Regions from separate parts of the Homo sapiens genome. Here all the other regions are linked to region 3. A link is a contact called in ENCODE Hi-C or POLR2A ChIA-PET data. All regions are on one chromosome and are shown on one strand. Each heading gives the region's core, a stretch centred on a gene start or an enhancer-like site at or near the end of the contact. The rest is flanking DNA. Distances are from core to core; before and after follow the strand shown.

Region 1 (4,169 bases), core at 544-3,043, 44 kb before region 3:
TCTTCCCTGACTGTCCAGGCGGAATTAATGGTTCACTTCCCTGTTCCTCTATACCTTGAGCATCCCTCTACAATTGAATGCTCCTTCATTCCATTTCATTGCACCAGCATGTATCGAGGGTCTACTGTTATCTATCGCTGAAGAGAATGATTGCAAAAAACTTGAATGAACATGGAAAATGCTGATGATCAGATTTCCATTGAAAAGAAAGGTGTGCTCCTTGGGGTGGGGGTGTTGTTGTAATTGTCAGAAAATGTTTAATAAAAGAAACAGAAATAACAATAATCTTGTTAGCATAATTGTGAGTGAACTTTTGCTCTTTTTTAATTCTCAAAAATACCCTAAACATCATGTTTCACGGTCTTTACAAAAACACCACCACAGAAACAACAGAAGCCTCCGGGCCTGAGGTGTCATACTGGGTATGGCCACATGGTGTCCCTCCAGCTCAGTCTAAACCTTCCAGACTACAGTCTTCCAACAGTCTCCGCTTCGCCCAGCAGCCGGGGCTAGTCCGAGCCGAGCGAACCCTAAGCTACGGGAACCAGCTTCTTGGTGCTGTCCCAAGAGTGGAGAGGAGACAGATGAACGTTTCTCAGGCTAGAGGAAGGCGGTTTATTTGCTTCCAAGGGTTCCAGTAGACAGTTCTGACACGAAATTTCGTTGTGGAGGGAACTTTTAAGACTGTGTGAAGGGAGGGAATGGGAAGGGTTTAGATTTGCATAGTAGGTGGGCAGCTTTGTGGCGGTTGGGAGGAGGTTTGGATGACTTGAGAGAGACCAGGAAAAAAGCTGGAGTCCGGACTGAGGAACGGAAGGATACGGAGTTTTTTTGTAGGCGAGGGTAAGGGGCAGCAATGGGGTTGGAAGGAGGGGTTGGGGATGTGTTTGCACAGCAAGCATACTATTTATATCACACATCCATAAGAAAAAAGTTGTAAAGAGGCCCTTCCCCGTCAGTATTTTACTTCGGTTTTCTTGCCAATCCGGCCCCAAACTCGGAGGTTTTTTTTTTTTTTTTTTTTTTTTTTTTTTATGCCAGTCTGGCCCCAAACTCTAGCCGTTCACCTACATACTGGGAAACTGTTATGTTTTCGGTTTGATAGCAGACAGGCAAACTTTTTAGCAGCATTTGGATTTCCTGTAGGACGGTGGTTCTCAAACTGGTGCGCATGAGTGTCACCTGGAGGGCTTGTTAGAGCAGATGGCTGGGCTCCACCCCAGAGCTCCTCTTTCAGTAGGTGTTGGGTGGAGCCTGAGAATGTGCATTTTAATAATGTTCTCAGATGGTGCTGATACTGCTGGTCTGGAGAACCAACAATGTAAAGGAATTCATTTCCTAACAGGTTCTGCCAATGTTCTCTCCACCTTAAAAACCAAAAGCCAAAGAACCCCAATTCTCCCCCTGGATGATGGGTATTTGCGATTGCAGGCACTTTAAAAAGTGGTAGAACTCACCTTCTGGTTTTAGTTTAATTTTTTGTTTGTTCTAACCACTGTCATTCAACACATAATGGTTTTAGATATTTATTGTTAGCTTTTGCCTGTTTAGAATTTTTGATCTTGTTGCTATGGATGGTGTTTGCTATAAAAACCTTGATGGCTGGGGAGTGGAGTGTTCCAAAGGAAAATGCTCTTATATTCAAGTCAGTTCCTCTGCTCTTATCTGTACACCACACTGTAATCCCTAGGAAGGAGACTCTAGAGGAAAAGGGGAAGGCGGGAAGGCTCAACAGCTGGGACTGCCATAGGTTCAACCAGTCCACAGCCCTAGAGGGGTGCATGCACACAGTGGAGCTGTCTCTTCTCCTCTTAAGGGGCAGCTCTGGGCTTTGGGGTACCTGAGTCTACAGTAGGAGGGAAACGAGAACTGGTCTCAGCTCCTACAGGTACTTTGGACTTTACCTCCTCGGGTCTTATATTAGTTTCCTATTGCTGTTGTAACAAACTACCATAAATGTCATGGCTTAAAACAACTGAAGTTTATTAGCTTACAGTTCTAGACGTCAAAGTCTGAAATGGGTCTTGTTGGGGCTAAAATCGAACGCTGTGTTCCTTCTGGGGGCTCTAGGGGAGAACCCGCTCTTTGTCTTTTCCAACTTTGTTTTGTTTTGAGACAGGGTCTCCCCCTGTTGCCTGGGCCAGAGTGCGGTGGTGCAATATAGCTCACTGCAACCTTGAACTCCTGGGCTCAAGCACTTCTCCTGCCTCAGCCTCCTATGTAGCTAGGACTATAGGCACACGCCACTATATCTGGCTAATTTTGTTTTTTATTTTTCGTGGAGATAGGGTCTTGCTGTGTTGCCCAGGCTGGCCTCAAACTCCTGGCCTCAAGCAATCCTCCCGCCTCAGCTGGGATTACAGGCACAAGCCACTGTGCCCAGCCCATTTCCAACTTTTAGAGATTGCTTGCATTCCTTGGCTCCTGGACACATTACCCTGATTTCTGCTTCTATCACCACCTCTCCTTTTCTGACTCTGAGCCTCCGGTCTTTCTTTTAAAAGGGCCCTTGTAATTACACTGGGCCCATTTGGATAGTCCAGGATACTCTCCCCATTTTAACTTAATTCCATCTGCAAAGTCCCTTTGCCACATAAGGTAACATGTTCATAAGGTCTGGGGATCAGGATGTGGACTTCTTTGCAGGGGGTGAACTGTAATACTCATTTATAAAGTATACTCATAAAGAATTGAAAATACAGTTCAGACAATAGAAGAGAAACATAATAAACATTTCCTTCCATTTAAAAAATAGTTTTTACATAGTTATACTGTATATACAACTTGAGATCCTGGTATTTCAATTAAATATTGTGTCTAAATATATTCTAAATTATATAAAATGTGCTAAATTATACTAAATATAGTCTATATTAATATACACAGCGAACATTTTTACTGACTACATAGTTGAGTGACTATACCATATTTTACCTAAGCCTTCCCATAATTTTGGAAATGTAAATCATTTTAATTTTTAAATATAAATAACTCTATGATAAATACTTTTGCTCGTAAGGATTTTTATGTTTGTAAGTTTTTCCTTGGGATAGGCTCCTGGATGTGGAGTCACTGGATCAAAGGCTTTTACACAAAATGTTTTTCAAAGGGTTTATATTAATTTTCAGAACCACCAAGTTCTGAGAATTAGGATGTGAATATCTTTGGTGTCATTATTCTGCCTACCACAGGCCTCAAGTTTCTCCTTGGTAGAATGGTAATATAATCACTATTCCCCAGGCAGCTGAGAAGATTAAAGGCACTCATATCTCTGAAGAAAGCTTGGTAAGCAGTGAAGACCTGCACATGTGGTAGTTATTGCTCTCGTGACCTGAGCTTACCTGGTGGGCAGGTTGGGAAAGGGGCTCATGCCCATGACTCAGTTATACCACACTACAGCCCTGATACTTGAGAGACAGTGTGTGTGCGTGTGTGTGTGTGTGCTTGTGCATAGGGTATGGGGTGGGAACAGTTTTCTAAGCAGCAGCCACTTGCTTACAGAAAGGCCCAGCAAACCTATGGAAAACTGTCTGGAACTGTGGTTCACCACCCTCACTGTGCATCAGAATTACTCCATGAGTTTTTAAGAAGCACAGGTTCCCTGAGTTCCATACCCGAGTGATTCTGGTTCAGTTAGTCCAGGTGGAGCTCAGTCTTCATGTTTTACCAAAGTTCCCCAGGTGATTGTGATGCAATAGAGATTAAAAAAACTCTGACCTAGGCCATCTATGGGAAGCCTGGGGAACAAAACCTGGGAAAAGCTGGAATGGGTTCATGGCAAACGCAAGACGTATAGATGGCTTTAAGAGGCAACAAGGGCTATTACCCCTCCCTGTCTCTCAGCTCTGTGGCCCAACTATTAACCCAGAAAAATTACCCAGTGGATGCTGGTTGAGGAGCTCTGGCTTTAACAAGACAGTTAAGAGCTTTTGTTTTGTGCCAACAGATGTTGCTTTCCTCAGTCAATAAGGAGGCCAAGACAGGCCTCTGAGCAGCACGTTCCTGGAGCAGTCCAAGCTCTGCAAGGGGAAGTGCTCCTTTGACATCCCCTTCTGTTTCACTGGGGAGTAGAGAGGGTGCAAGCAGAGGCCTCCCTGACTGGCATGTTCCCTGCCCACAACCTCCCAGTGAGGAGGAGGGCAATAATCAGTCTCCCAGGGCAAAAGCAG
Region 2 (4,370 bases), core at 106-2,605, 59 kb after region 3:
TAATCCTCAGGACCACAATAAAAGGCAAGTTTAATCGCCTGGTGATTCGGGACTTGGGGGCCCAAGTGTGCTAACCCACCCGTCAGGCCCAGGGGTCTGCCTGAGCTTGGGAGGGAGGGAGTTTGGGGCTGGGCCTGGTTGGGAAGCCTCAGGCCTGGGCTAGGTCCAGGGCTGGGCTGGGCTGAGGCTGGGGCTGGAGGGGGCTTCAAGTGAACTTTGGTTCTGAGGTCACTGGTTTTCCTGTTGTAGTAACTGACTTCACAGACTCTGTCAGGATGAAGGAAGACACAATGCTGCCAGTACAGCTGCTTCTACAGGAAGCCCCATCCCTGATAGCTAAGGCTAGACTCAGCTTGGTACTTAGTGATAAAAACAAGAACACTACCACAGCTATTGCACATTTACTATGTGCCTGGCACCACTGTAAGCACTTTTGTGCTTCTTTAATCCTCATAAGAATCCTAGGAGGTAAGTACTAGTATTATCCCCATGGACAGATGAGGGAAGTAAGGTTTAAATAACCTAAGTAACTTGCCTCAGGTCACTCAGCTGGTAAATGCCACAGCTGGGGTGAACCCAGGCACTCTGGCTCCTTAGCCATGCTCACAACCCACACTACTAGATAATACTGCAACGTTAAGAGCCTTTGGAGAGTCTATATGTCAGCCCTCTTGTGGCAGATGAGGAAACTGAGGCCCAGACCCAGGTCACATAGCTGGTGAGTGGTAGAGTTTGAACCCAGACCCAGGTCTCTGGCTCCCAGCTTAGAGCTCTTGTCACAATACCATGCAGCCACCATTTGCACCAAACCAAGTTGCAAGACATTTTAGCTAAAATGCAAGCTTTGGGTCAAGGAATTGGAAAGGGCCAGAATTATCCTACGGTCTCCCGGCCTCATGGGGTTGAATGCTTCATAACTAAGCCCAGGCACTATCAGCTTGTCAGAGGGTAGGGGCCAAGGACATGGCCCCTCCAGCTGCAGACAAACTGCTGGGCAGGATCCAGGCTGGGGTCAGCTAATAGCCCCTACACTTCCACCCCCATTTCCAGGCCAGGGGGACACATCCTGGACAAGCGAGAAAACCTGGCAGAAAGAAACAGAGAATTTTTCTTCCTTCAGGCAAACAGGCTCCTCTCAGATCAGAAACTGTGACAGGGTTTTCATGGGAGGTACAGGCTGTGATAGGAACAGAGAGCTCTGGTATAAGCAGCTCTGAGAGAAGGAGTAAATCATCTCCTGAAATGTTCTGGGCAGCTGCTCACTCACTAACAAAAATACCCTGCTTGGCACAGCTCTGGTCACTCAAAAACTACTCCAGGGACCTGGCAATTTTCAAGGTGTGGCTCTGCTCTTGAGGAAGGCAAAAGGAACTGTTGGGAGAAGAGTGCAGTGTGTGCCAGGCCCTCAGAGCGGGGATGCAGGGGAGCCCAGAGGAACTCTGAGCAGGGCTAGGGGTAGAAAATAGCAGTGCAGAGCTCAATGGTGCCTGCGCCTCCCAGCTCCCCAGCAACCTGCGCTTGTGCCTAGCTCAGCAGGTGTTTGTTGAGTGGAACTGAAATCAATAATGAGAAAATCCTGAATGAAGGCTCCAAACAACAAATTGCTCAAGTGTAGGACGAGGAAAGCTGGCTTAGCAGAGGCCAGGGTGCAAAGCTCTGGGGAGCTTTAGCTGAGTGAACACTCATTATGAGCCAGCTATGTGTTGTGGCTGTCAGCAAAGCTAATGAATCTATCCTAAATTGTGCTACCGTCAGCTTCGATTCCAGATCAAAGGGGAAGATAATCCCTGCAGGCTTTGCTTTGGTCAGCCCATCAGTCCAGATCTGAAAATCCATGTCCACTTCTGGGCCTCACATGTTTAAGGGGATTTGGGCAAATTGGAACATATTCAGAGAAGAAAGATGCAAAGATATGAAGCCATGTCATGCTGACTGATGCAGGACTGGGACTATTTGGGCTGCGAAACATTGGTCTGGAAGCAGGGAAGAGGAGGGGAGCTGGCGGTTGTTTTTGAAACTGTGAAGGGCTCTTGTGGGAAGGGAGAATTAGGTATTCTGATTTGTACCAGAGGCAGCAAAGAGTTAAATAAGAAGCAGGAGATTTGGAGCCAGACAGATGTGGGTTCATGTGCTGGCTCCTTCTCATTTTACCAGGTGACAATGGTCAAGCCACATGACCTCCTCAAGCTTCAGTACTAAATCAGTGAGATGGAAACAGAAATGCTTATTGCTCAGCACTGTCGGGATTATACACCCAGCACAACACCTTCCCCATAGTGGCTACCCAAAGACCTTTTCCCTTTCCGTCCAGAAGACAGAAGCTTCCCAAAGGAGTACCATGGCAGGAGGAAGGGCAAACTTCCTCACAGTCATGGCTGGCTTCAAAAGCCAACTTGCTTTTTATGTTGCTTTGTTTATGTTTTTCTCCTAGAAGAATGCTTACTTTTTATTCCCTTTCCTTTTGGCCTGTGTTATCATAGTTTCTAATATAAATTATTGAGTCACTTTGCATTTTTTAAAAATGAGAAACAGAACACACAAGTACAAGGCATCTAGCCCTAACAATTGTTTATTTTCAACCAGGGGCTGCTTGTCTCTTTGGTTAGCGCTGAAGAGGCTCTTTTAAGTCTGAAAATGGACTTCTCATTCTGGGGCTGGATGACTCACCCGAGCTTAATGTCCCTAGATGGGGTCCCCATCCCATCCCCAAAGCCTCTGTCCTAAGTTCTGCAAAGGGTTAGAGGCCAATGTCTCTGTCCTAACCCCCACCAAGACAGCTAACCTGGGGTGAAAGATAACTCAGGGGAATTATTAGAACATGTCTGGCTGCTTCTGTAAATGTATGAATAGAAGCCCATTGTCCCTATCATTCCTGACTTCTGTTGGGCCAGGCCTCAGTTAGTCCATGCTGATGGGCACGGTGGAGGCTTTATCTGTTAGACTCCTTGGATGGAGGCTCTCTTGGAGCCTAGGACTAATATCCATCAGCAGAGGCAGGACAGTTCTCACTCTGACGTTCTGCAACTCCCTGAAAGTGTAGAGAGAATGGGTGCAGTCAGAAGAGTTTATGGACTGTCCGGGTGGCACTGATGGGCCCAGTGAGCTGTGTAGTGAGTGACCTATGGAGTTTGGAGATTGGGGGGCCACTGGCATGTCATTAACTCAAAGCAGCAAATGAGGCAGCATGGTTGGAGGGAGGAGCTGGATTGGAGGATGTGGCGGGGGAGCCCAGGACTCAGTGAGATGGTAGTCTTGCGTGTCGCTTCTGGAGAGATGGATGAAGTCAGAAACAGGAGAATGAACAATGAGGCCTGTAAACAGCAGAAGTGAAGAACAGGATGGGATAAAGGCCGTGGAGCAGGACACACAGTTCAGGGCTGATGCCATGAGCAGTGAGAGGGCTGGAGGGCGTGGCAGGGGTACGGGATAGTGGATTGAAGGGCCAGGGAACACGAATACTGGCCAAGGGTTTCCCCAATAGGCCTCTATTGATTCCCAGCACAGAAAAGTCACGACCTCAGTTGTACATTGTGGAGCATGGTCAAAGCCAAGTCCTGTCTTTGACGTTCATGCCAAGCCTAATTGGATCCAAATAAGGTCCGTATGCTACAATTGTTTGATGTCTCTCAAGTCTTGCTTCAGTTTTTCTTTAAAGTTTATTTGTTGAAGAAAGAGAGTCGTATGCCTTGTAGTTTCCTACAGGCTGACTTTTGCTGCTTGTCTTCCTGTGGTGTTATTAACACCTTCCTCTGTCTTCTGTATTTACCCTAGCTTGGTAGGTAGATCCATAAGTTTGGTCAGATCCAGGTTTGAGTTTAGACCATCAAGAAGTACATAACATCTAAGTGCCTCATACTCTGTGATGTTACAACTATTGAAAATCATTGGCTGGATCTGTCAATTCATTTTGGCTGGATTGCAAAATGATGATAGTTTACTTCTACCATTTCTTCTTTGTTTATTAAATTATTACATCTATGGAGAGAAGTTTCCCTTTATGAGCTATTTAATTATCCTGAAGTACAGTCATATAGGAAAGGCAGGAAAAAATGCTGGATTCTTTTTTTTTTATTTATTTACCAATTTGGAAAGTGTAAACACTTGATACGGTTCGGTCCATGGGGGTGCTTATCCCTGTTGGTGCTCGTATTGTCCACCCCATCACTGGCTGACCATGAAGAATTTATTCAAGGGTCTCCAGACCCTTTACCCCAAGCCTAAGAGTCTTTTGAAGCTTCTTTGCTTTCTGGTATGACAAAATGTTCCAGGCTCATCTTGTACATTCCTTCCCGTAATCTGGAATGAGCCATTTCTCCAAGAATTCTCGCTTTTGTTTTGTTTTTTTTTTTTCTAAGTGGGAAATGGTTTTA
Region 3 (4,062 bases), core at 1,270-3,769:
GTTAATGAGGAGAAAACTTCTTTTTAAAGTTTAAATTTTTTACCTAACAATACAGCTAACCAGGGAGGTGAAAGATCTCTACAGGGAGAATTGTGAAACACTGCTCAAAGAAATCAGAGGTGACAAAAACAAATGGAAAAGCTTTCCATGTTCATGGATAGGAAGAATCAATATCATTAAAATGGCCATACTGCCCAAAGCAATTTACAGATTTAATGCTATTCCTATCAAACCACCAATGACATTCTTCACAGAACTAGAAAAAGATATTTTAAAATTCATGTGGAACAAAAAGTGAGCCCAAATAGCCAAGGCAATCCTAAGCCAAAACCAAAAACCAACCAACCAAACAAACAACAAAGCTGGAGGCATTACATGATCTAACTTGAAACTATACTACAGGGCTATAGTAATCAAAACAACATGGTGCAGGTACAAAAACAGACACATAGACCAACGGAACAGATTACAGAGCCCAGAAATAAGGCTGCACACCTACGATCATCTGATCTTCAATAAAGATGACAAAAACAGGTACTGGGGAAAGGACTCCCTATTCAGTAACTGGTGCTGGGATAACTGGCTAGCCATATGCAGAAGGTTGAAACTGGACCCCTTTCTTACACTATATATAAAAATCGACTCAAGATGGATTAAATACTTAAATGTAAAGCCCCAAACTATAAAAATCCTGGAAGACAACCTAGGCAATACCATTGTGGACCCAGGAATGGGCAAAGATTTCATGACGAAGACTCCAAAAGCAATCTCAACAAAAGCAAAACTTCAAAACTGGGATCTAAGTAAACTTAAGAGCTTCTTCATGGCAAAATAAACTATCAAAAGAGTAAATAGACAACCTACAAAATGGAAGAAAATATTTGCAACCTATGCATCTGGCAAAGGCCTAATATCCAGCATCTATAAGGAACTTAAACAAATTTATGAGAAAACAACAAACCACCTCATTAAAATGTAGGCAAAGGACATGAACAGACACTTTTCAAAAGAAGATACACATGTGGCCAACAAGCATATGAAAAAAAAGCTAAGTATCACTGATAATTAGATAAATGCAAATAAAAATTATAATGAAATACCATCTCACACCAGTTAGAATGGCTATTATTAAAAAGTCAAAAAATAACAGATGCTGATGAGGTTGCGGAGAAAAGGGAACATTTATACACTGCTTGTGGGTGTATAAGTTAGTTCAACTATTGTAAAAAGCAGCATCTCAGTTCCTCAAAGAGCTAAAAAACAGAACTACCATTTGATCCAGCAATTGCATTATAGGGTATATACCCAAAGGAATATAAATCATTCTACCACAAAGACACATACATTCATATGTTCACTGCAGCACTGTTCACAATAGCAAAGACATGGACTCAATCTAAATGACCATCAATGACAGATTGGATAAAGAAAATGTGGTACATATACACCATGGAACACTATGTGGCCATAAGAAAGAACAAGATCACGTCTTTTGCAAGAACATGGATGGAACTGGAGGCCATTTTCCTTAGCAAACTAACACAGAAAACCAAATACCACATGTTCTCACTTACAAGTGGGAGCTAAATGATGAGAACTCATGGACACACAGAAGGGAACAACAGACACCTGGGTATACTTGAGGGTAGAGGCAGGGAGGAGGAAGAGGATCAGAAAAATAGGCATCTATTGGGTACTAGGCTTAGTAACTGGGTGATGAAATAATGTGTGCAACAAACCACCATGACATGAAGTTGTATAACAAACCTGCTTATGTACCTCAGAACCTAAAATAAAAGTAAAAAAAAAAAGTTTAAATTTTTTGTCAGAATTATACATGCACATAGTTTAAAGACTAAATCAGTCCTACCAGGTTTACTTAATACAAAAACAGCCCCTAGCCACCTCACCTATTTCCCCTTCCACGGAAGCAACCACTTTCACCTTTTCTAGTTATATTTTGATCCTTACCACCTTACCTTCAACAATATATCTGTATTGATGCTTCCTGATTTTTCGTTTGTTTCAGGCATCATGTATTGACCTCTCACTATGGAAATTGAGGATTTAGCTCTGTTTTTTTCCTCTTGTCCCACCAAACACATGCACCCTTCCCATTTTCCCATCCTCTCAATAACATAATTGTAGTTTTGGTTAGATCAATATTCAATGTTTAAAATATTATGGCCATGTATGCTGTTCAGGTCTGAGCCATTATAGTAAATAACTTTTTGGTTTCTCTGGACTTAATTGCCTTTTGTTCATGTGTATGTTGGCTATTTCATGTACTTATCATCAATTTGGCCCCAAACTCTCCAAAGATTGTCTAAATTTCCTTTCATTCACATCAGATATCCTTTCAATTCATCTTCTTAAAGTAGTTTTTTCCATAGCTTTCTGAACTGCTGGTTGGTTTCCCTAGTTGGTACGAAGCTATTATCCTGAGACATTCTTTCATCATCAATTTAGGGATTCCCTTTGCCTCTCTCCCCTGTGGTACTCTTATTTCTTGTATTCTATTCTTCCTCTTTTTTGGTTTAACCTCGAATTTGGGTGGAGCACATCCTCAGTAGCTTCTTGAGAAAGGGGAAGTGGGAGATACATTTTTTGAGACCTTGCCTATCTGAAAATTTATGTTTGGACTTTCACTCTTGATTGATAGTTTGGCTAAGATTTTTTAGACTACATATTTGTTATATACGACCTATTTTTTTTTCCCTCTGGAAATGTGTAGGGTCTTTGTGTTTTGAAAGTTCACAATGATGTGCTTTGGTTTGGGTATTTTTAATTATTTTGCAGGGCACTCCCTTTCAGTCTGGAAACTCATTGCCTATACATCTGGGAAGACTTTAATTGGTATTAGAGGGTCTTCTGTTTCTGGAATTCCTATTGTGGAGATATTGGAGCTACTGAATTGGCTCTTTAATTATCTTACCTTATATTCTTCCTTTTCCATCAGTCTGGGTAGTTTCCTTAGCTCCTCAGTCCTTCTGTTGAGTTTCTCATTTTCACTCTTATATTTTTAATTTCCTAGAGCTTCTCCTTGTTCTTTGAAGGTCCCACTCCCCTTTTATAGCATCCTATTCTTGTTTCATAGATATAATGTATTCTTTTAGTTCTGTGAGCATATTAAAGTTATTTTATTTTATTTTTTTTTAGACGGAGTCTAGCTCTGTCACCCAGACTGCAGTGCAGTGGCGCAATCTCGGCTCACTGCAAGCTCCGCCTCCCGGGTTCACGCCATTCTCCTGCCTCTGCCCCCGGAGTAGCTGGGACTGCAGGCGCCCGCCACCACGCCCGGCTATTTTTTTTGTATTTTTAGTAGAGACGGGGTTTCACTGTGTTAGCCAGGATGGTCTCGGACCTCGTGATCCGCCCGTCTTGGCCTCCCAAAGTGCTGGGATTGCAGGCCGTGAGCCACCGCGCCCGGCTAAAGTAATTTTTTAATGTTTTCCTTCTTGTATGGCCTGTTTCCTCCCCACTCCCGCCCCCTGTCCCATTTCTTTTGGTTTCTGTCCTTCATGCTGGAGACTTTCCTAAGCTGCTTGGTAATTCTTAGATATCTACTCATGCTTAGGAGCCGGGGACTAAAAATCTGTAGAGGATGTTTATACACCGGAAACTTTTCTGTAGGGTTATCCAGCTATGCCATTTGCTAGGGAAAACCCCAATGTCAATTTTCAAAAAATCTTTTCTCTTGAACCAGCCAGATACCTTTCATAGACCCTACCACTCTGCTGCCTGGAAGGCAAAGGCCTGGTTGCTGATGTTCTAGGAGCCCGGTGCAGGTAGCAAGATGAGAGTCTCAACACTTCATATGTGTATGTTCACTTAATTTAATGTGGTATCTTGGCCTTCAACTGGTTCTGTTGTTCTTCAGTCCAGACACCCTTTATTTTGTGCTCTACAGAGAATAAACCTCCTGTATTCTTGAGAATGGGGCAGGGTAGTCACCTGCGGGCATAGAGGCACGGAAAGAAGCTCTAATTGCTTCTTAAATAATTCTTGACCAATCTAACTTGTTTTACCTTCTCCATCCTCGGATCCAGAGGCATCAGTGCC

Evidence for each region. Hi-C counts contacts between places; a loop is a spot of excess contacts on that map. ChIA-PET counts read pairs that join two places held with the same protein, here RNA polymerase II (POLR2A). Pooled maps may share reads with other maps.
Region 1: a loop to region 3 is called in a map of B cell, with 2.2 times the contacts of the local background. The contact joins two enhancer-like sites. A Hi-C loop is called at or near these places in 4 of 168 maps with a recorded cell type or tissue (B cell, Caco-2 and dorsolateral prefrontal cortex), 1 of 37 single-sample maps with no recorded cell type and 1 of 50 pooled maps. POLR2A ChIA-PET finds 5 or more read pairs at or near these places in 4 of 52 experiments (B cell, CD8-positive, alpha-beta memory T cell, Caco-2 and 1 more).
Region 2: a loop to region 3 is called in a map of endothelial cell of hepatic sinusoid, with 5 times the contacts of the local background. The contact joins two enhancer-like sites. A Hi-C loop is called at or near these places in 1 of 168 maps with a recorded cell type or tissue (endothelial cell of hepatic sinusoid). POLR2A ChIA-PET finds 5 or more read pairs at or near these places in 2 of 52 experiments (B cell and K562).

The regions. Positions count from the first base shown.
Region 1 is chr11:10,933,468-10,937,636 of GRCh38, forward strand. LOC105379882 (a long non-coding RNA gene) reads left to right here. Exons shown (of 4, transcript XR_001748122.2): 3 at 1-843. Among named protein-coding and RNA genes, the nearest start is that of ZBED5-AS1, 77 kb to the left of the region's middle. RefSeq lists a silencer at 3,194-3,382. Within about 2 kb of position 1,794, at least 2 of the 41 ENCODE cell types and tissues checked have a DNase peak (open chromatin) inside an H3K27ac peak, as active enhancers do.
Region 2 is chr11:11,037,221-11,041,590 of GRCh38, forward strand. No RefSeq gene overlaps it. Among named protein-coding and RNA genes, the nearest start is that of LINC02752, 76 kb to the right of the region's middle. RefSeq lists enhancers at 1-123, 124-624. Within about 2 kb of position 1,356, at least 6 of the 41 ENCODE cell types and tissues checked have a DNase peak (open chromatin) inside an H3K27ac peak, as active enhancers do.
Region 3 is chr11:10,977,157-10,981,218 of GRCh38, forward strand. No RefSeq gene overlaps it. Among named protein-coding and RNA genes, the nearest start is that of ZBED5-AS1, 120 kb to the left of the region's middle. Within about 2 kb of position 2,520, at least 2 of the 41 ENCODE cell types and tissues checked have a DNase peak (open chromatin) inside an H3K27ac peak, as active enhancers do.